Regions from separate parts of the Homo sapiens genome. Here region 1 is linked to region 2. Evidence: read pairs that join two places in POLR2A ChIA-PET (ENCODE). Cell type or tissue: Panc1. All regions are shown on one strand. Each heading gives the region's core, and the rest is flanking DNA. Links, peaks and the distances in the headings are about the cores only. Region 1 overlaps RINL (Ras and Rab interactor like). Region 2 overlaps ACTN4 (actinin alpha 4).

What was found. ChIA-PET counts read pairs that join two places held together with the same protein. Peaks named below come from ENCODE experiments on the same cell type or tissue, not always from the same donor. Only the 100,000 strongest peaks of a DNase experiment are listed, where the experiment ranks them.
Region 1: POLR2A ChIA-PET joins it to region 2 with 5 read pairs; 8 of 35 experiments call an interaction of 5 or more read pairs at or near these places.

What each region holds. Positions count from the first base shown.
Region 1 is chr19:38,852,881-38,869,531 of GRCh38, reverse strand. RINL (Ras and Rab interactor like) reads left to right here. Exons shown (of 12, transcript NM_001195833.2): 11 at 122-285; 12 at 366-1,702. The coding sequence ends at 428. Among named protein-coding and RNA genes, the nearest start is that of HNRNPL, 11 kb to the right of the region's middle. RefSeq lists enhancers at 1-111, 182-241, 3,254-3,829, 4,389-4,683, 12,265-12,324 and 1 more and silencers at 9,214-9,382, 11,895-12,054. In Panc1, for the core only: no CTCF peak of the experiment used is centred there; no DNase peak of the experiment used is centred there; H3K27ac peaks cover 189 bases.
Region 2 is chr19:38,710,903-38,715,902 of GRCh38, reverse strand. It overlaps ACTN4 (actinin alpha 4), which reads right to left. Exons shown (of 21, transcript NM_004924.6): 9 at 1,342-1,434. The region is part of intron 1 of LOC107985291 (a long non-coding RNA gene); the gene reads left to right. Among named protein-coding and RNA genes, the nearest start is that of CAPN12, 31 kb to the left of the region's middle. In Panc1, for the core only: no CTCF peak of the experiment used is centred there; no DNase peak of the experiment used is centred there; H3K27ac peaks cover 4,120 bases.

The DNA.
Region 1 (16,651 bases), core at 8,428-13,427, 150 kb before region 2:
TACCTCCGGGATCCCAAACAGCCTCCCCCCGCAGCAGGAGGGACGGCAGGCAAACTGCAGGGGGATTTGGGGCGACCAGGGAAGCCGAGAGGGCGGAGCTGACTTCCCTTTCTGTCCCCAGCTGGGTACTACCTGACCACGTGGTTTGGGGCGCTGCACCACATTGCCCACTACCAGCCCGAAACAGACCGCGCTCCCCGGGGGCTCAGCTCCGAGGCCCGCGCCTCCCTGCACCAGTGGCACCGCAGGCGGACGCTGCACAGAAAGGATCATCCCAGAGCCCAGGTGACTGCCCATCTGGCTGCAAGTAGAAGGGAGGGTGAGACCTGGTGCCCTTCTGACCCAGCTCCCACCTCTCCCCACAGGCCAACCTGCCCTTTAAGGAGCCATGGGCAGAAGAGACTGTGACAGGGACCAGTGACAACTAGGGGTTTCACACCCCTCCGTTCATGCCTGTAATCCCAACATTTTGGGAGGCCAAGGTGGGAGGATTGCTTGAGCCCAGGAGTTTGAGACCAGCCTGGGCAAAACAGTGGGACCCCCATCTACCAAAAAAAAAAAAAAACAAAAATTAGCCGGGCGTGGTGGCGTACTCCTGTGGTACCAGCTACTCAGGAGGCTTTGCAGTTTTAGACAGGCGTATCAGAGAAAGCCTCACTGAGGTGACATCTGCAGAAAGGCCTGAAGGAGGGGAGGGGAAGGGAGGAGCAGAGTGGGTATTAGGAAGAGCATTCCGAGAAGCAGGATGAGCCAGTGCAAAGGCCCAGAGGTAGGCTGTTCCCTTTTCCTGGGACCCCTCCCTCCTCCTTGCTGCTCCTAAACCACATAGGTCAGGAGTCTGGACTGACCCAGGTACGTCTGGCATCTTGCTTGAGGAACAGGGGGTTTTGTTTTGTTTTGAAAGAACGTCTCTGTCTGTTGCCCAGGCTGGAGTGTAGTGGCATGATCTCGGCTCACTGCAGCCTTAACCTCCTGGCTCAAACAAGCCCCCTGCCTCTGCCTACCAAGTAGCTGAGACTACAGGCACCTACCACCGTGCCTGTCTAATTTTTAAAATTTTTTATAAAGATGAGGTCTCTCTTTGTTGCCCAGGCTGGTCTCAAACTCCTAACCTCAAGCAATCTGCCCACGTCGGCCTCCCAAAGTGCTGAGATTATAGGCGTGAGCCACCGTGCCCAATTGTGATCGTTTTTCCCAAAGAATGTATCACATGCTAACAAACCATATATTTATGTATTTCATTGTTCATAGTAACTACAATTTAAAAAACTAAAAAGAAACAAGTGAGGCCGGGTGCGGTTGCTCATGCCTGTAATCCCAGCACTTTGGGAGGCCAAGGTGGGCAGATCACCTGAGGTCGGGAGTTCAAGACCAGCCTGACAAACATGGAGAAACCCGTCTCTACTAAAAATACAAACTTAGCCGGGCATGGTGGCGCATGCCTGTAATCCCAGCTACTCCGGAGGCTAAGGCAGGAGAATGGCTTGAACCCGGGAGGCGAAGATTGCGGTGAGCGGAGATTGCGCCATTGCACTCCAGCCTGGGCAACAAGAGTGAAACACCATCTCAAAAATAAATAAATAAATAAAAAGAAACAAGTGAAGTTAACGTTAATAATAATATATTTGATTTAACACAATGTATCCCAAATATTATCACTTCAACATGTATCCATATTAAAAAGTTACTGACATATTTAAAACTTTGTATGTTTGTGTGTGTGTATGCTAAAGCTTTGAAATTTACTGTGCATTTTACACTTAATCACATCACAGTTTGGACTAGTCACATTTCAAGTATGCACTAGCTACATGAGGTATCTATCTGTGTCTATACGTATAGATATATCTATATATAGATAGATTTATATATTTACAAAAATAAAAAATAATTTATATATAAATTAAAATATTTAATTTATAATCATAATAATTATATTAATTTATAAAATAATATAAATATTATAAAACAATAATATAATAATTTATATATATATAACTTTTTTTCAATTTGTAAATAAACTGGACAGCCTCCAAACCACAATAGGTTCAGAGAGGCTCCTGACGTTGGCTTTTTTTTTTCTTACCTCACATGTGTAGCAGCTGGACTGACCCTGGCTGTTCGAAGAGCCCTGGCCAGTTGTCCTGTGGACAGTCCCAGTTTCTGGCCTCGTCTGCTGCTTCCTCATGATTAAAATCTGGTCTTGCAGCTGTGGGGAAGAATACTCCGCAGGGACGCTGTGTCCTTCTCGGTACCTGAATCCCATCAGGGGCCGTGATTGGTAAAGCTAACTTTGACCATTGAGCTAAGGAGATAGGCTAGTCGGCTAGAGCTGCCATCAAAAAGACCACAGATGGCCGGGTGCGGTGGCTCACGCTTGTAATCCCAACACTTTGGGAGGCTGAGGCAGGTGGGTCACGAGGTCAGGAGTTCGAGACCAGCCTGGCCAACATGGTGAAACCCCGTCTCTACTAAAAATACAAAAAAAAAAATTAGCCGGGCATGGTGACGCGCCTGTAATCCCAGCTACTCGGGAGGCTGAGGCATGGTGATGCGCGCCCATAATCCCAGCTACTCAGGAGGCTGGGGCAGGAGAATCGCTTGAACCTGGGAGGCGGAGGTTGCAGTGAGCTGAGATTGTGCCACTGCACTCCAGTCTGGGCGACAGAGCGAGACTCTGTCTCAAAAAAGAAAAAAAAAAGATCACAGACTGTGTGGCTTAAACAACAGAAATTTATTTCCTCCCAGTGAAACTGTGTTTGCAAAATTATGACTGAGACAGTGAAAGAGATCTAACATAATTGACTCCATCTTGCTTCTAATCTCCAAGCTGTCCTTGTTCATTCCTAGATGTAGGCCGAACTAACTTTGAGAGAAAGAGTTTATAGTTTAAACAAAGTTGAAAACAGCCCTTTCCAAAGCAGAACTCCCTCTTTTTTTCTTTTTTTTTTTTTGGTGAGACAGAGTCTGGCTCTGTTGCCCAAGCTGGAGTGCAGTGGCACAATCTCAGCTCACTGCAACCTCCGCCTCCCGGGTTCAAGCAATTCTCCTGCCTCAGCCTCCTGAGTTGCTGGGACTACAGGTATGTGCCACCACGCCTGGCTAATGTTTGTATTTTTAGTAGAGACACAGTTTCACCATGTTGGCCAGGATGGTCTCGATCTCTTGACTTTGTGATCAGCCCACCTCGGCCTCCCAAAGCGCTGGGATTACAGGCGTGAGCCGCCGCGCCCAACAGCAGACCTCCTTCTTGTCTGGGAACTAGATTGCCTTTGTAGGACTAACATTAATCATAAGATTAGAAATTATGGTTTAGGAGTCATGCAGCCAGAGGCTACAAGATTCTGACCCTCCCTAAACTGCTCCTAAGATCAGTGCTTGGAACATTGTGCAGACCCTGCGCTTGATGGATCAGTGGGCACCACCAGATCAATAAACTGGCTCTTCTGATCTTGTGGCCCCCTATACAGGAACTGACTCAGCTCAAGAAGACAGCTTCGACTCCCTATGATTTCATTCCTGAGCAATCAACACTCCTGGCTCACTAGCTTCCCCCCACCCACCGCGTTGTTGTTAAAAGCTCTGATCCTAGAATGCTCAGGGAGACTGATTTGAGTAATAATACAACTCCGGTCTCCCGCACAGCGCACAGCGGGCTCTGGCTCCTCTGCGTGAATCACTCTTTTTTTTTTTTTTTTTTAAGGCGGAGTCTTGCTGTGTTGCCCAGGCTGGAGTGCAGTGGCGTGGTCTCAGCTCATTGCATCACTGGAAGCTCCGCCTCCCGGGTTCACGCCATTCTCCTGCCTCAGCTTCCCAAGTAGCTGGGACTGCAGGCACGTGCCGCCACGCCCGGCTAATTTTTTGTGTTTTTAGTAGAGACAGGGTTTCACCGTGTTAGCCAGAATGGTCTCGGTTTCCTGACCTCGTGATCCGCCCACCTCAGCCTCCCAAAGTGGTGGGATTACAGGCGTCAGCCACTGCGCCCAGCGAATTACTCTTTCTCTATTGCAATTCCCCTGTTTTGATGTATGGGCTCTGTCTAGGCAGCAGGAAACGTGAACCCCTTGGGCGGTTACAATAGTTCCAGTTCGAGGTGTCAGCACAATAGACTTCCTTCTGAGGGCTCTCTCCTTGGCTTGCAGATGGTCATCTTCTCCCCTTGTTTTTTGTTTTATTTTTTGTTGTTTGTCGGTTTGTTTTTGAGACAGGGTCTCACTCTGTCGCCCAGGCTGGAGTGCAGTGGTGTGATCTAGGCTTACTGCAATCTCCACCTCCCACGATCCTCCCACCTCAGCTTAGTAGTACTAGGACTACAGGTGCACACCACCACCATGCCCGGCTAATTTTCGGTATGTTTTGTAGAAATGGGGTTTCGTCATGTTGCCCAGGCTGGTTTTGAACTCCTGACCTCAAGTGATCCACCCGCCTCGGCCTCCCAAAGTGCTGGGATTATAGGCGTGAGCCTTTGAATTCTTGCATCATCTGTGGGTGTCACCTTGAGACCTGGTGACCAACCTGTTCCTCAACACCTTTCACCCAATGCTTTTAGCACTTCTCTGTTGTTGCTGAATCATTGGATTTATTTGTACTATTAGAGTCTATGTGTGCCAACTGACACTGGTTTTCCACTTCCTGGAGTGAAATGACATCTCCTGTTTAAATAAATGTGTTGAATTAAAAACAAAAGAGTGGGTTGATTTAAAGAAAATTATTAAGCAGTGAAGTGGGCAGGTGATGCATGAATGTGTGGCAAAAAAAAAAAAAAAAGGGACGTGAAACTCAAATGGCAGCTGTTTGGGGTATCGCTGGTTGAGGGCTTAGGGTCAAACTCAAGCTCCTGTTTGCTGTGGAGCTCTGGGCTTCATGCTAGAAGTCTCCCCTTGGGCTCTCACTCACATCATGGAAAAATAATTTTTAATAAAGGAAGTGGGCCGGGCATAGAAGCTCATGTCTGTAATCCCAGCACTTTGGGAGGTGAAGGTGGAATGATTGCTTGAGCCCAGGAGGTCAAAGCTGCAGAGCTGTGATCACACCACTGCACTCCAGCCTGGGCAACAGAGCAAGACCCCACCTCAAGAAAGAAGAAAAAAAGAAAAAGGGAGGAAGTGAACAAAGGAAGTGGTCATACCAAGCACACAGGGTTTTTTTGTTTTTGAAAAAAAAAGTTCTAGTCCACGAAAAAAGATTCAAAGAGAAAAGTCAGAAAGCCCTTTTAAATATATATATATATATATATAAAACTTGGGGCCGGGCATGGTGGCTCACGCCTGTAATCCTAGCACTTTGGGAGGCCGAGGCGGGCAGATCGCGAGGTCAGGAGTTCGAAACCAGCCTGGCCAACATGGTGAAACCCCGTCTCCACTAAAAATACAAAAATTAGCTGGGCGTGGTGGTGCACCCTTGTAATCCCAGCTACTGGGGAGGCTGAGGCAGGAGAATGGCTTCATTGAACCCAGGAGGCAGAGGTTGCAGTGAGCCGAGATCGTGTTACTGCGCTCCAGCCTGGGTGACAAGCAAGACTCAGTCTTAAAAAAAAAAAAAAAAAAAAAAAAAAAAACTTGGATATTAGCTTTTGATTAAGCTGACTTCTAACTATAAAGCTCTTTAAAATAACTACTCTTAAATTTCTTATTACCAGATTAAATTTCTTATTAAAATAAATAAATTTATTTATTTATTTATTTTATTTTTGAGATGGAGTGTCTGTCTGTTGCCCAGGCTGGAGTGCAGTGGTGCAATCTCAGCTCACTGCAACCTCCGCCTCCTGGGTTCAAACAATTCTTTTGTCTCAGCCTCCCAAGTAGCTGGGACTACAGGCAGACACCACCATGTCCGGCTAATTTTTGTATTTTTAGTAGACATAGAGTTTCACCATATTGGTCAGGCTGGTCTCGAACTCCAGACCTCAGGTGATCCACCCGCCTTGGCCTCCCAAAGTGCTGGGATTACAGGCGTGAGAGCCACAGTGCCCAGCCGTATTACCAGCTTTTAGTTGGGACAAACAGCTGGTATTCCTGGCTTGTGAACTTCTTCACCACAGGTACTCTCCCAAGTGAAACCTATAAGCCTTAACCAAGGTTATGACTTAACCAAGGATGCAGGGCATCTACAGCCGTCCTCCCAAGATCTAGAACCACTGCAAAGACAGCTCAAAGAAAGGAAAGTTTTGCTAGCTGCCAATGGAGTACAGCTCACATTTCTCTCTGGCCATATTCTCTAGGGTCTCCGCTCCACAGAGTTGACTGTTTACTCACAAAGGCCCAAAAGTCCTGAACGCCCTCACAGATGGAAGATAGGAAATAAAAAGTTGTCCGTGGAAGCAAAAAGAATCAATAGCGAGACCGGGCGCGGTAGCTCACGCCTGTAATCCCAGCACTTTGGGAGGCCGAGGCGGGTGGCTCACTTGAGGTCAGGAGTTCGAGACTAGCGTGGCCAACATGGTGAAACCCCATCTCTACTAAAAATATAAAAATTAGCTGGGCGTGGTAGCAGGCGCCTGTAATCCCAGCTACTCGGGAGGTTGAGTCAGGAGGATCACTTGAACCTGGGAGAAGGAGGTTGCAGTGAGCCAAGATAGCACCACCGCACTCCAGCCTGGGCACAACAGACCAAGACTCTGTCTCAAACAAAAGAAAAAAAAAGAATTTCAGGAACTGGCCTTAGGAAGTAACCGAGGGTGTGAGTGTCCCAGCTCCGGAAGGAAAGCTGAACAATTGATTTACAGCCTTGTTGCACCTGCCAGAACACCATGTGGCCCATTACTCAAGATAACCATCGCAGCCAGACAAGTGTCCTCATGAGTGCTCTACTCCTCACATGTTTTGCCCAGCTCAGCCTGTATATCCTCCCGCTAATGTCAATTCCAGAGCTTTGCCTAATAAAAAAGCCCTACTGGCTCTTTTCCAAGAGTCAGCCAGCAAATTTGCTCTCTTTCTCTTGTGCTGTCTCCCTCATACCCAGGCATAAACTCCAATGAAGTCTTGTCTGGGAAAACTGTTTTGGCCTCAAGTCAATTTCAGTTGCATTCAGATCCCAAGAACTTGTGGTCTGTAACACTGGGCGGGGGACAGTGAAAAACAGAGGGTTTACAAGGAGGCTCAAGAAAACTTCTGCAGGCGTGGTGGTTCACACCCATCCCAGCACTTTGGGAGGCCAAGGCAGGGGGATCACTTGAGGTCAGGAATTCAAGACCAGCCTGGGCAACATGTTGAAACCCTGTCTCTACTAAAAATATAAAAATTAGCGGCTGGGTGTGGTGGCTCATGCCTGCAATCCCAGCACTTTGGGAGACCAAGGCAGGCAGATCACCTGAAGTCAGGAGTTCAAGACCAGCCTAATCAACATGGAGAAACCCCGTCTCTACTAAAAATACAAAAAAATTTAGCCAAGCATGGTGGCACATGCCTGTAATCCCAGCTACTCAGGAGGCTGAGACAGGAGAATCGCTTGAACCTGGGAGATGGAGGTTGCAGTGAGCCGAGATCACACCATTGCACTCCAGCCTGGGCAACAAGAGCAAAACTCCATCTCAAAAAAAAAAAAAAAAAAAAATTAGCTGGGCATGGTGGTGCATGTCTGTAATCCCAGCTACTAGGGAGGCCGAGGCAGGAGAATTGCTTGAACCCAGGAGGTGGAGGCTGCAGTGAGCTGAGATCATGCCACTGCACTCCAGCCTGGGCGACAGAGCAAAATTCCGTCTCAAAAACGAAAAGAAAACTTCTGTGGGTGTGGTAGCTCACTACTGTAATCCCAGCATTTTGGGAGGCTGAGGCAGGAGGATTGCCTGAGGCCCGGAGTTTGAGATCAGCCGAGGTAACGTAGCAAGACCCCATCTCTACCAAAAAAACAAACAAAAAAAAACCCAATTATATTTATATATATAATATATATATAATATAGTATATATTATACACTATATATAATATAGTATATATTATATATACTATATATGATATGCTATATATAATATAGTATATATTATATGCTATATATGAGATACTATATAATATAGTATATATAATATATGCTATATATGATATACTATATATAATATAGTATATATAATATATGGTATATATAACTATTATATATAATATATAGTATATATAGTGTGTATATATATAACTATATATATATTTTATATACATATATATTATATATATATATATATAAAATGGCCATGGGGTGGCAGGAACCTGTAGTCCCAGCTACTTGGGAGTAAGCCACAGTGAGCTATAATCACACCACTGGACTTCAGCCTGGATAGCAGAGCAAGACTATCTCAAAAAAAAAAATAAAAAACAAAAAACAAAAAAACAAAAACACTTCCTGGGGATGATGAATACTGTTTTTACCTTGTGGTCACTATCTTGATTTGTGGTGATGGTTTCCCAGGTGTATATGTAAGTTAAAACTCATCAATTGTACACTTTAAAGGTCTGGTTTCTCACATATCAGTTAGACCTGATTGAAGCTGGGGGCGGGGAAAGGTAGGGAAAGGGTCAGGACTGCGTAATGCAAATGAGAAACTTTCCTCTAAGGGGTGGCTTTCCCCACTGGTCCCTGAGGGTGTCTGAGTTTTCAATCTGAAGCACAGCAGACCGTGAAGCTATTTCTGCTTGGAGCCGGAGGAGGCTTAACAACAAAAAAGAAGAAAGCAGGTCGGGCACAGTGGCTCATGCCTGTAATCCCAGCACTTTGGGAGGCCGAGGCAGGCGGATCGTAAGGTCAGGAGATAAGAGACCAGCCTGGCCAACAAGGCAAAACCCAGTCTCTACTAAAATTACAAAAATTAGCCGGGCATGGCGGCGGGCGCCTGTAGTCCCAGCTACTTGGGAGGCTGAGGTAGGAGAATCGCTTGAACCTTGGAGGTAGAGGTTGCAGTGAGCCGAGATTGCACCATTGCACTCCAGCCTGGGCGACAAGAGCTAAACTCCGTCCCCCAAAAATAAAAATTTAATTTAATTTAAAAAACATGGGTGAAACTTGAAAACATGCTAAGAGAATCAGACACAAAAGGCTACATACTATATTTTTCCATTTATATGATGTGGGTGAAAGATTACCTAGGTGCCGAGGCAAGAGACTGAAGGCACAAACTGTTTCAGTATAATAAAGAAAATAGTTAGAATAAGAATAGTCATAATACAAATTAGATATAGAGATGATCATGGACAATTATCAATCATTATTATAAACATTATTAATCATTAGCTTTTAATATTACTCTTTGTTGCATTACTAATATACCCTAAGGATAACCGGTGGGTATAGGGTCAGGTGCTGAAGGGACATTGTGAGAAGTGACCTAGAAGGCAAGAGGTGAGCCCTCTGTCACGCCCACATAAGGGCCGCTTGAGGGCTCCTTGGTCAAGCGGTAATGCCAGTGTCTGGGAAGACGCCCATTACTTAGCAGACCGCGAAAGGGAGTCTCCTTTCCTTGGAGGAGTCAGGGAACACTGCTCCACCAGCTTCTTCTGGAAGGCTGGATATTATCCAGGCCTGCCTGCAGTCACCGGAGGCCTAAACCCCTCCCTGTGGTGCTGTGCTCCAAAGGTCACGCTCCTTGTCCACTTTCACGTTCCTCCCGTACTCCTGGATCCTCTTTGAAGTTGGTAGTAGATAGCGGTAGAAGAAATAGTGAAAGTCTTAAAGTCTTTGATCGTTCTTATAAGTGCATAGAAGAAAACGCTGACGTATGCTGCCTTCTCTCTCTGCTTTGGCTACCTAAAAGGGAAGGGCCCCCCACCCCCGTCCTATGATCACGTGACTTGCTTCACCTTATCAATCACTTAGAGGATTCACCCTCCTTACCCTGCCCCCCTTGTCTCGTATGCAATAAATATCAGCGCGCCCAGCCGTTCGGGGCCACTACCAGTCTCCACAACTTGATGGTAGTGGTCTCCCGGGCCCAGCTGTTTTCTCTTTATCTCTTTGTCTTGTGTCTTTATTTATTACCATCTCTCATCTCTGCACACGGGGAGAACACCTGCTAAGCCCCGTAGGGCTGGACCCTACAATATGAAATGTCCAGACTAGACAAATCCATAGAGACAGAAAGTAAATTGGCGGCTGCCGGGGGCTGAGGGGAGTGACTGCTGAAGGATATGGAGGCTGGGCACAGTGGCTCACGCCTGTAATCCTAGCACTTTGGGAGGCTGAGGTGGGCGGATTGCAACGTGGCAAAACCCCGTCTCTACTAAAAATTCAAAACACTAGCGGGGTATGGTGGTGGGCGCCTGTAATCCCAGCTAGTCCAGAGGCTGAGGCAGGAGAATTGCTTGAACCAGGAGGCGGAGGTTGCAGTGCGGCGAGATCACGCCATTACACTCCAGCCTGGGCGACAGAGCAAGACTCTGTCTCGAAAAACAAAAAAAGGGTATGGAGTTCCTTTTGAGGGTAATATTCCAGAATCAGACAGTGATGATGGTTGCATGACTATGTGAGCATACTAAAAACCACTCAACACTCAATCATACATATACACAAACATACACACACACACACAAAACTTCTTCCTCCCAGGTTCAAGTGACTCTGGTGCTTCAGCCTCCAGAGTGGCTGGGACTACAGGCGTGCACCACCACGCCTGGCTAATTTTTGTATTTTTAGTAGAGAGGTGGTTTCGCCATGTTGACCAGGCTGGTCTCAAACTCCTGACCTCAGTGATTTGCCCACCTCGGCCTCCCACATAGCTGGGATTATAGGTGTGAGCCACCAGCCCAGCCAGTCATACACTTTAAAAGAGTTAATATTTGGCTGGGTGCAATGGCTCACGCCTGTAATCCCAGCACTTTGGGAGGCTGAGGCGGGCGGATCACCTGAGGTCAGGAGTTCGAGGTCAGCCTGGCCAACATGCAGAAACCCCATCTCTACTAAAAATACAAAAATTAGCCGGGCATTGTGGCAGGTGCCTATAATCCCAGCTACTTGGGAGGCTGAGGCAGGAGAATCGTTTGAACCCAGGAGGCAGAGGTTGCAGTGAGATGAGATCGCATCACTGCACTCCAGCCTGGGCGACAAAGCGAGACTGCGTCTCAAATAAATAAATAAATATATAAAGAGTTAATATTATGGTATGTGAAATATAGCTTAATAAAGATGTTATATTTTTTAATCCAAAAAAAATCTGATCTCATCACTCTTCTGTTTTTTGTGGAGTTTTTTGGAAAGAAGTTATCACTCTGTTGCCCAGGCTAAAGTGCAGTGGTGCAATCATAGCTCACTGCAGCCTCAAACTCCTGGGCTCAAGTGATCCTCCTGCCTGAGTCTCCTGAGGACCTGGGACTAGGGGCATTACACCATGCCCAGCTAATTTTTTTCCTTTTTTTTTTTTTTTGAGATGGAGTTTCACTTTTGTTGCCCAGGCTGGAGTGCAATAGCACAGTCTTGACTCACTGCAACTTCTGCCTCCTAGGTTCAAGTTGATTCTTCCGCCTCAGCCTCCCAAGTAGCTGGGATTATAGGCACCCACCACCATGCCCAGCTAATTTTTGTATTTTTAGTAGAAATGGGGTTTCACCATGTTGGCCAGGATGGTCTCAAACTCCTGACCTCAGGTGATCCACTCGCCTTGACCTCACAAAGTGCTGGGATTACAGGTATGAGCCACCGCACCTGGCCTTTTACTTTTTTTTTGTAGAGATGGTGTCTCACTATGTTAGCCAGGCTCATCTAAAACTCCTGGCCTCAAGGGATCCTCCTGCCTTAACATTCCCAGAGTGCTGGGATTACAGGCTTGAGCCACCATGCTCAGCTTGTCATTCTGGTTTTTAACCCTCTCATGGTTCTTTTCTCACTTAGTAATAAGACCAAAGTCCTCATCCTCAGCCCGTCTCAGTGGGCCCCACATAACGTGCCCCCATCACCCCTCTGACCTTGTCCCCTCAGACTCACCCTGTCACTCCCTCTGCCCAGCCACAAAGGTCTTCAGTTCTCATGTCAGGGCTTTTTGTGTGTGTGTGTGTGTGTGTGTGTGTGTGTGTGTGTGTGTGGCGGAATTTCGCTCGTTGCCCAGGCTAGAGTGCAGTGGCGTGTGATCTCAGCTCACTGTAACCTCAGCCTTCCGGTTTCAAGTGATTTTCCTGCCTCAGCCTCCTGAGTAGCTGGGATTACAGGCAACCACCACGACGCCCAACTAATTTTTGTATTTTTAGTAGAAATGGGGTTTCACCGTGTTGGCCAGGCTGGTCTTGAACCTCGTGATCTGCCCACCTCGGCCTCCCAGTGCTGGGATTACAGGCGTGAGCCACCATGCCCAGCCGACTTCAGGGCTTTTGCATTTGCTGTTTCTTCTCCCTGGGATGTTTTTTCTCTAGCTGTTCCAATTCCCATGTGAACACATATGGTATACGCTCACATACACACACACGATTCATTCAATAAGGTAAATATAAAGTAAATTAAAATTAAAACCAGTTTTTACCTCAGATTGACAAATGTAAAACAAAATGTGCAGTATTTTGAGATAGTGGGGAAAATTCATTTTTTACATAGAAATGCTGAGAACTCAAATTGTTACAGTGCTAATGGAGGGTAATTTGGCAAAATCTTTCAAAATGCAAAATGTACCAACTTGCAAGTATTTTAGCAAACCACAACAACAAAATAAGTTAAAAATGCCATCTGTCTGAGAGAAATTAGAATGGAAGTTCCAAAACACCTTTCTGTAAAATGCAGCCAAATTAAAATGGAGAGGGAAATTCAGAGCCTCCGTGCTTATATTAGAAAAGGAGAAAGACGTATCAAAATTTAAGAAGTTTTGGAAAAGAACAGCAGAAGAAACCTAGGCGCTCTCCCTCTCCCTCTCCCTGTCCCTGTCCCTCTCCCTCTCCCCATGGTTTCCCTCTCCCTCTCTTTCCACGGTCTCCCTCTCATGCCGAGCCGAAGCTGGACTATACTGCTGCCATCTCGGCTCACTGCAACCTCCCTGCCTGATTCTCCTGCCTCAGCCTGCGGAGTGCCTGCAATTGCAGGTGCGCGCCGCCACGCCTGACTGGTTTTCGTATTTTTTTGGTGGAGACGGGGTTTCGCTGTGATGGCCAGGCTGGTCTCCAGCTCCTAACCGCGAGTGGTCCGCCAGCCTCGGACTCCCGAGGTGCCGGGATTGCAGACGGAGTCTGGTTCTCTCAGTGCTCAATGGCGCCCAGGCTGGAGCGCAGTGGCGTGATCTCGGCTCGCTACAACCTCCACCTCCCAGCCGCCTGCCTTGGCCTCCCAAAGTGCCGAGATTGCAGCCTCTGCCAGGCCGCCACCCCGTCTGGGAAGTGAGGAGCGTCTCTGCCTGGCCGCCCATCGTCTGGGACGTGAGGAGTCCCTCTGCCTGGCTGCCCAGTCTGGAAAGTGAGGAGCGTCTCTGCCCAGCCGCCATCCCATCTCGGAAGTGAGGAGCGCCTCTTCCCGGCCGCCATCACATCTAGGAAGTGAGGAGCGTCTCTGCCCGGCCGCCCATCGTCTGGGATGTGGGGAGTGCCTCTGCCCCGCCGCCCCGTCTGGGATGTGAGGAGCGCCTCTGCCCGGCCGCCACCCCGTCTGGGAGGTGAGGAGCGTCTCTGCCCGGCCGCCCCGTCTCAGAAGTGAGGAGACCCTCCGCCCGGCAGCCGCCCCGTATGAGAAGTGAGGAGCCTCTCCACCCGGCAGCCGCCCCGTCTGGGAAGTGAGGAGCATCTCCGCCCGGCAGCCACCCCGTCCGGGAGGGAGGTGGGGGGTCAGCCCCCCGCCCGGCCAGCCGCCCCGTCCGGGAGGTGAGGGGCGCCTCTGCCCGGCCGCCCCTACTGGGAAGTGAGGAGCCCCTCTGCCCGGCCAGCCGCCCCGTCCGGGAGGGAGGTGGGGGGGTCAGGCCCCGCCCGGCCAGCCGCCCCGTCCGGGAGGGAGGTGGGGGGGTCAGCCCCCCGTCTGGCCAGCCGCCCGGTCCGGGAGGGAGGTGGGGGGGTCAGCCCCCCGCCCGGCCAGCCGCCCCGTCCGGGAGGTGAGGGGCGCCTCTGCCCGGCCGCCCCATCTGGGAGGTGAGGAGCCCCTCTGCCCGGCCACCACCCCGTCTGGGAGGTGTACCCAACAGCTCATTGAGAGCGGGCCAGGATGACAATGGCGGCTTTGTGGAATGGAGGGGGGGGAAAGGTGGGGAAAAGATTGAGGAATGGGATGGTTGCCGTGTCTGTGTAGAGGGAGGTAGACATGGGAGACTTTTCATTTTGTTCTGTACTAAGAAAAATTCTTCTGCCTTGGGATCCTGTTGATCTGTGACCTTACCCCCAACCCTGTGCTCTGAAACATGTGCTGTGTCCACTCAGAGTTAAATGGATTAAGGGCGGTGCAAGATGTGCTTTGTTAAACAGATGCTTGAAGGCAGCATGCTCCTTAAGAGTCATCACCACTCCCTAATCTCAAGTACCCAGGGACACAAACGGTGCAGAAGGCCGCAGGGTCCTCTGCCTAGGAAAACCAGAGACCTTTGTTCACTTGTTTATCTGCTGACCTTCCCTCCACTATTGTCCTATGACCCTGCCAAAAGCCCCTCTGTGAGAAACACCCAAGAATGATCAATAAAAAAAAAATAAATAAAATAAAATAAAATTAAATTAAATTAAAAAAAAAAAAAAAGAAACCTAGGCTTGGTGCCATGGCTCACACCTACAATCCTAACACTTTGGGAGGCTGAGGTGGGAGGATTGCTTGAGCCCAGGAGTTCAAGATCACCCTGGGCAACATAGTGAGACCCCTGCCTCTACAAAAAAAAAAATAAATAAAAATAAAAAAATTAAAAAAATTTAAAAAAATTAGGGTGGCTGGGCGCTGTGGCTCATGCCTGTAATGCTAGTAGCACTTTAGGAGGCCGAGGTGGGCAGATCACTTGAGGCCAGGAGTTAAGACCAGCCTGGACAACATGGTGAAACCCCGTCTCTACTAAAAATACAAAAATTAGCCTGGCATGGCGGCGTGTGCCTGTAATTCCAGCTACTCAGGAGGTTGAGGCAGAGGAATCGCTTGAACCTGGGAGGCAGAGGTTGCAGTGAGTGGAGATCACACCCCTGCACTCCAGCCTGGGCAACAAAGTGAGACTCCATCTCAAAAAAAAAAAAAAAAAAATTAGGGTATGATGGCATGTGCTTGCGGTCTCAGCTACTCAGGAGGCTGAAGTGGGAGGATCACTTGAGCCTAGGAGGTCGAGGCTGCAGTGAGCTGTGTATGCATCACTGCACTCCAGCTTGGGGGACAAATTGAAACTCTTGTCTCAAAAGAAAAAAAAAAAAGAATGAGACCTTCTCATATACTGCTGGTGGGAATATATGGTACAGATATATTGAATAACAATTTGTTACTACCCAATAATGTCAAAATATGTTACACGACCCAGCAATCCCACTCCTACCTACATGCCCTTAAAACTCTCACACATGGACACAAGAAGATATCACTAGGAATGGTCACAGCAGCATTACTATTTTTTCTTTATTTTATTTATTTATTTATTTTTTACTTTTATTTATTTATTTTTGAGACGGAGTCTCGCTCTGTCGCCCAGGCTGGAGTACAGTGGAGCGATCTCGGCTCACTGCAAGCTCCGCCTCCTGGGTTCACGTCATTCTCCTGCCTCAGCCTCCCCAGTAGCTGGGACTACAGGCGCCTGCCACCATGCCCAGCTAATTTTTTTTTTAATTTTTTTTTTATTTTTAGCAGAGACGGGGTTTCACCGTGTTAGCCAGGATGGTCTTGATCTCCTGACCTCGTGATCCAGCCGCCTCAGCCTCCCAAAGTGCTAGTATTACAGGTGTGAGCCACCGTGCCCGGCCTATTTTATTTATTTTAGTTTTTTGAGACAGAGTCTCACTCTGTTGCCCAGGTTAGAGTGCAGTGGCACAATCTCGGCTCACTGCAAACTTCACCTCCCGGGTTCAAGCAATTCTCCTGCCTTAGCATTCTGAGTAGCTGGGATTACAGGCGCCTGCCACCACGCCAGCCTAATTTTTGTATTTTAAGTAGAGACCGGGTTTCGCCATGTTAGCCAGGCTGGTCTCGAACCCCTGACCTCAAGCGATTCTCCTGCCTCGGCCTCCCAAAGTGCTACGATTACAGGCGTGAGCCACGGCGCCCAGCCATATTTTTCTGGGGTGTTGTTTGTTTTTGAGACAGGGTCTCGCTTTGTCAGCCTCCACCTCTTGGGCTCAAGTGATCCTTCCGCCTCAGCCTCCCCAGTAGCTGGGACTACAGTTGCACGCCACCACGCCCAGCTAATTTTTTTGTATTTTATGTAGAGAGAAGGTTTCACCATGTTGCCCAGGCTGGTCACGAGCTCCTGGACTTAAACAATCTGCCCACCTCGGCCTCCCAAAGTGCTGGGATTACAGGGGAAGCCACCGTGCCCGGCTGGCATGGGTTTACAAGGATCTGCAAGGGTCCGATTAAGTTTTGTGTGGATTAAGAACGGGAGCGACCTGCTCTTTCAGAGGCTGCCCAGCTGTGGTAATTTTTCGCGGTTCTTCCACTCTCTGGGCCAGTTTTACTTCAACTGTGAAATGGGGGTAGTCCTCTAAGGTCCCGTTTCCATTCTCTGCATTCCTCATGACGACCCAGACGAAGCTCCTACTGCCATCCCCCTAACGGATGAGGAAGGCTAAGTTACTTTCCTAAGGCCAGAGACAGTAAATGCAGCTTC
Region 2 (5,000 bases), core at 1-5,000:
AATTCTAGAAGTACAAAATCAGTTATCTGCCAGCACGGACAAGCTGGAGAAGTGGTTCCCAAATGCCAACTTCTGGCAAAGTGAGAAATTCAAAGACAGAAATACCTCTGTGTGGATACATTGTGAGGCGTGCTGCCAGCTGCCCTTTCTTGGCAATGGCTGGGGTTCTAAGAATAACCTTTTTACCTTATCTTGGTGTTAGAAGTGCTGGTGGTAACAGATGGTAGTGTTTCTTTTTAAAACATCCGTAACTTGGCAAAATAAAAAGCTGGCCCTCTTAGGTTGGACATCCAATAGTTTTTCAAATTTTCCTGGTCTATGAGATTGCAAAATCTGGGAACCACTGGTTCTAGATGAGCAGTCAAACCACTGCTCTTTGGGAAATTTTATTTTATTTTATTTTTATTTTAATGGAGTCTTGCTCTGTCGCTAGGCTAGAGTACAGTGGCGCAATCTTGGCTCACTGCAACCTCTGCCTCCCAGGCTCAAGCGATCCTCCTGCCTCAGCCTCCCAAGTAGCTGGGACTACAGGTGTGTGCCACAACACCCGGCTAATTTTTGTATTTTCAGTAGAGACAAGGTTTCACCATGTTGGCCAGGCTGGTTTTGAACTCCAGACCTCAAGTGATCCACCTGCCTTGGCCTCCCAAAATGCTGCGATTACAGGTGTGAGCCACTGCGCCCAGCCTACGTTTATTTTTTAAATATGGAGATTTCAAAAATGAAGAGCCTCCAGAAGAGTTGTACTAACCACCCTTATTTCCAACTGAAGCATTGGGTTTGGACTCTAGAGCAGGGCTGCCTGGGTGAAGCCCAGCTCTCTGTCCCACTAGTCATGTAACAGCAGGCACGTGCCTGACCCTCCCTGGGCCTCAGTTTCCTCACTTGGAAAGGAGGATAATCCGAGTTCCCGTCTTGCTGGGCTGCTCGTTAAGCACCTGCACAGGGCCTGCTATCCTATTGGTTCCCAGGCCCCTCTCCATCCTTCTGAATCACTCTCTCCAGGGCCAGGGCACGGGAAGAGGGGCTTTCACAAAGCTCCCCAGGTGATTCTAAAGCACTGAGGTGCCCAGGAAACACTGTCCCTGAGCATCTCTGTAGGAACCCAAGCTCGGGAGCCCAGGGGCTGGCTGGCAAGGTGGCTGCCGGTCTGACCCTTAGCCTTGTGGAAGCAAACGGAGAGGTCGTGTACACACCAGCTGGCTAAATGCCATGGTCTGTGACCACGCAGCCTTTTCTAGGTCATCTCGCTGCCACACCTGCTTTCCCCCTGCAAGAGTCACAGTGACCTCTGGCTGAGGATAATGAGGTGGCCCTGACTTTCACTGGGGGAACACTCACGTCGCTGGCCAGCTTCTCGTAGTCCTCCATCAGGTGCTCGTTCTCTTGGTTGACAGCCAGCACCTTACAGATCCGGTTGGCGGCAGTTTCAGCCTGGAGGGGAGCACACAGTCAGGGCTGCCTGGGGGCTGGCCACCCTCCCTCCTGACGGGCACGTCCCTTGAAAGCAGCTGGTCCATGGCCCACGGAACTCCTCACAGAGGGGAAGGAGAGGAAGCACAGCTCCAGTGAGATGGTGCCCTGTCCCAATAGGCCTTGTTGGCATCCTCACTGCTGACTGCAAAATGCCCCTGGGTCCAGAAAGCCCAGACCCTGGAGGCACCGAGGAGGGTTGGGGAGCCCTCCCACTGCTGCTCGCAAACCCTCTAGTGCCCCACACAGAGGAGGGTGAGGCTGGACGGGTCGGCTGCGTTGGACCTAAGACTGCGGAGGAGTCTCTCCCGGTGGGAAGGTGAAAGGATGGGAAGCCGAGAGCTGGAGAGCTGGGGGCAACAGAGCAGGGGCGCCCGGGTCCCGGAGGAGCCTAGTGGTCCGTGCACAGGAGCACACTCAGGCCTGTCCACTCTCCTGCCTTGGAGGCAATGTTAATAGGAGCTCCAGAGGACAGAAGTCACCATCCGTGGGGCAGAAAAGTGCTGGGGCTTTGGAGGGTGAGAGTGGTGGACATAGTCCCTGGGCCTGAACTACAGGAGAGCGTCCTGCCCTGTCCTGCTAGGGGGCAGTGAACAGTGTAGAGGAGGCAGGGGGTGCACACGGGGAGAGAGAGACCAGGTACCTTTCAGGAAGCACAGAAAGGGTCCAAGAGGAGGAGTTGAAACGGCAACAGAACAGGAACAGAAAGAGTGAGGAGGGTCTACAGAGTGATGGGGAAGGAAAATGGAGAGGCTTGGCCAACGGCTCAGAGCCAGTGCTGCAGGCAGCGACGCCCAGCCTCTCCCCTCCACACATGGCACCTGGAGACAGGCGGGGAGGCGGCAGCCGGTGCTCGTGTGAGCGCACACACGCACGTGCACACCCCGCGCCATGCTGCGGGACACACACCCAGGGCCCCAGGCGGTGCTCCTCAGAGATGAGGTCCAAGAGGTTCCTCAGCCAATGAACATGGGCCCCAGGCCAGTGTGGAAAACACAGCCAGGGCTGCAGCTTGTGGGGGTCACAGAGGTCAGTCCCTGACTCCTAACTTGGCAGAGACAACTGGCACCCGAAACTCAAGTCCTCTCTGTGAGCACGGGGCTGCCGCAAGGCAAGGGAATCATGTTTCACCGCTGAGTTCCCGCATCCAGCTTGGGGCTCAGTGCACTGGCGGTGTTCAGGGTTGCTGAATGAGTGAGTGAATAAAGGAACGAGGCGGGAACGCTTCGGTGACTAGAAATAAATGATCTCAGGACAGAATGGGCACACTGGCGCTAGACCTGGGGTTCACTCTGCGTTTATAAAACATGAACCCCAGAGAGCACTCTTGCAAGAGCTTGGACTGGGTCTCTGGGGAAACGAGGCAGCAGGAGCAGCACCACGGGGCTGTCCTGAGGAGCACACAGGGACCCAGCACTTTCCTTTCTGACCAGCCAGCGCCCTGCAGCCGGGCCTCCACTACCCCCTCAGAGAGGGGCCAGTGACAAGCCTCCAGGCCCAGTGCCTCAGCACCCACCCATACTGTCCTGGGCTTGCCTGCCAGTCCCTGCTCCCCCAAAATCCCTCAGAGCCTCCAGACTGGAGTTCAGCCCTAAGCACAGGGGAGCAGTGTGGGTAGAAAGAAAAGCAATCTGGTGAGGCCATGTGGTGGGCAGGGGGCTGGTTCGGGGCCCGTAGGGGTGAGTCCAATGGCAAACATGCTGTTAGTTGGGGTCTGTGGTGACGAATCGTCCATTGCTGCTGGTCCCTGCCCACCCTCCCGCGGGAGTGTGGGTCAGGGGTCCTCCCTCCACCCTCCTGGCCCGTGCCCTCTAGCAGAACACTCCAAACACAAGCTCCAATCGCATGCTGAGGAGGTGAAGAGGCCTTTCTGGCCCGAGGCTGGGAAGAACCACACTCCCCACCACTGTGGCTCCCTGGCAGCTGCCTAAATGGCAGCTGCCGTGCCAGGCACTGTGCTAAGCCCTTTGCCTGCAGGAGCTCGTTTCACGCCCAGAACAATCCTGTGAGACCGAACTACAGCGATGCCCATTTCACAGGTGGGGAAGCTGAGGTCAAGTGACCCACCCAAGGTCACAGTACCAAGAGGTGGCAGAGTGGGGCCAGGCCAGACTGACGGTAGGTAATGCACCTGCTAGTTGGGAGGCTCAAAGCAGGGGTCCACAGAAGGTACGGCCCCCCCCTTCTAGTTTTAGGAATAGCTGTTTCCCTAAACTTCAATTCCTCCTCTCTCAAATGGGGCTAACTGCGCCTAGCCCTCCTGGGGGTGTGCACAGGGACCCTCTGGAAGCCTGTGCATGTGAAGGCCTTGGAGGGTGCCTAGCGTGTAGTACATGTTCAGTAAACAAGAATCGATTCTGCCTCCTCCTCTGAACCTGTGCCAACTGCTGACACTTCAAAGCAGGCATCGGGAATGCTGCCTGAGATACTTCAGAGACCACAAGGCAAGCGGGGGGAGCAGTGCTTGGGCCTCTGCGTGAACGCTGAGGGCCCGGCAGGAGCTGTGAGGCAGCATGAGGTCAGCTGGGCCCAGGAGGGCGGCCACTGCCACGCAAGCTCTGTGGGCTCTGCCTGGCCTCTGGAGGGCTGGGACCGTGAGTGCAGGTTGGGCTGCACATGCTGAGCCTTTCCTGGCAGGAAGGAGCTGCAAAACGGGTAAAGCCCAGTGCTCCCCACGAAGGGCTTGGCAGGGGCAGGCAGGCAGCCCTGGTGCAGATGATGGACAGGGCGAGTGGGAACGCCGGGCAGTCAAATCCCAGCTCTGCCATTGACTGTAATGCAGGGCTTCAGTTTCCCCGCCTGAGAGCCTAGGATGCCACCACCCACCTCCCAGGGTGGGCTGTGTTCAAACAGAGGTCTGTGACTCCTCAGCACAGGCCCAGCACCGGCCAGGCGGGAAACCTGCCCCAGGGGACCTTCCGAGTCAGAGGCCGGCAGGGTCAGTCTGTGTGGTGTGGCGGCCCACGGCCTGGCCAGGGCTCCAACCACAGATGGCCAGCGGTGATGCAAGGGCGGTGGTGAAGGCAGGTCTGCAGCCCCAGCAGCGAGGTGTGCCTGGCCCAGCTCACCTTCTGAGCCCCCGAGAAAGCGTGGTAGAAGCAGGACACGTAAGTCATGATGGCCTTCTCATCTGGCCTCAGAGTGCCCACAATATCTGCACAGAGAGAGAGAGAAAGAGAGAGAGAGGCAGGAGAGAGTGAAAGACGCAGGGAGGGCGGCCGGGCCGGCCTGAGGCTCATGCAGGAGGAAGAGCACTTGCTCTGGACTGGAAGCCAGCCCCAGGCCTGCGTGGACATGCCTTGCGGGGTTTTGTGGAGTCCGAATAGGGTGCATTCCTTTTCTAACCGGCCTGGGCTGGAGACAGACTAGCTGTGGGCCCTATAAAGGCAGCTTTGTTTTGGGTTGGAGGAGTCAGTTGCTAAATGATCTGTCTGAAAATGTGAGTGAGCAGCTCCCACCACGGAGTAAGACCCTAAGGGGCTCCCATGGCCCTCAGAGTGGAACATGAATTTCTTATCCCACACCAC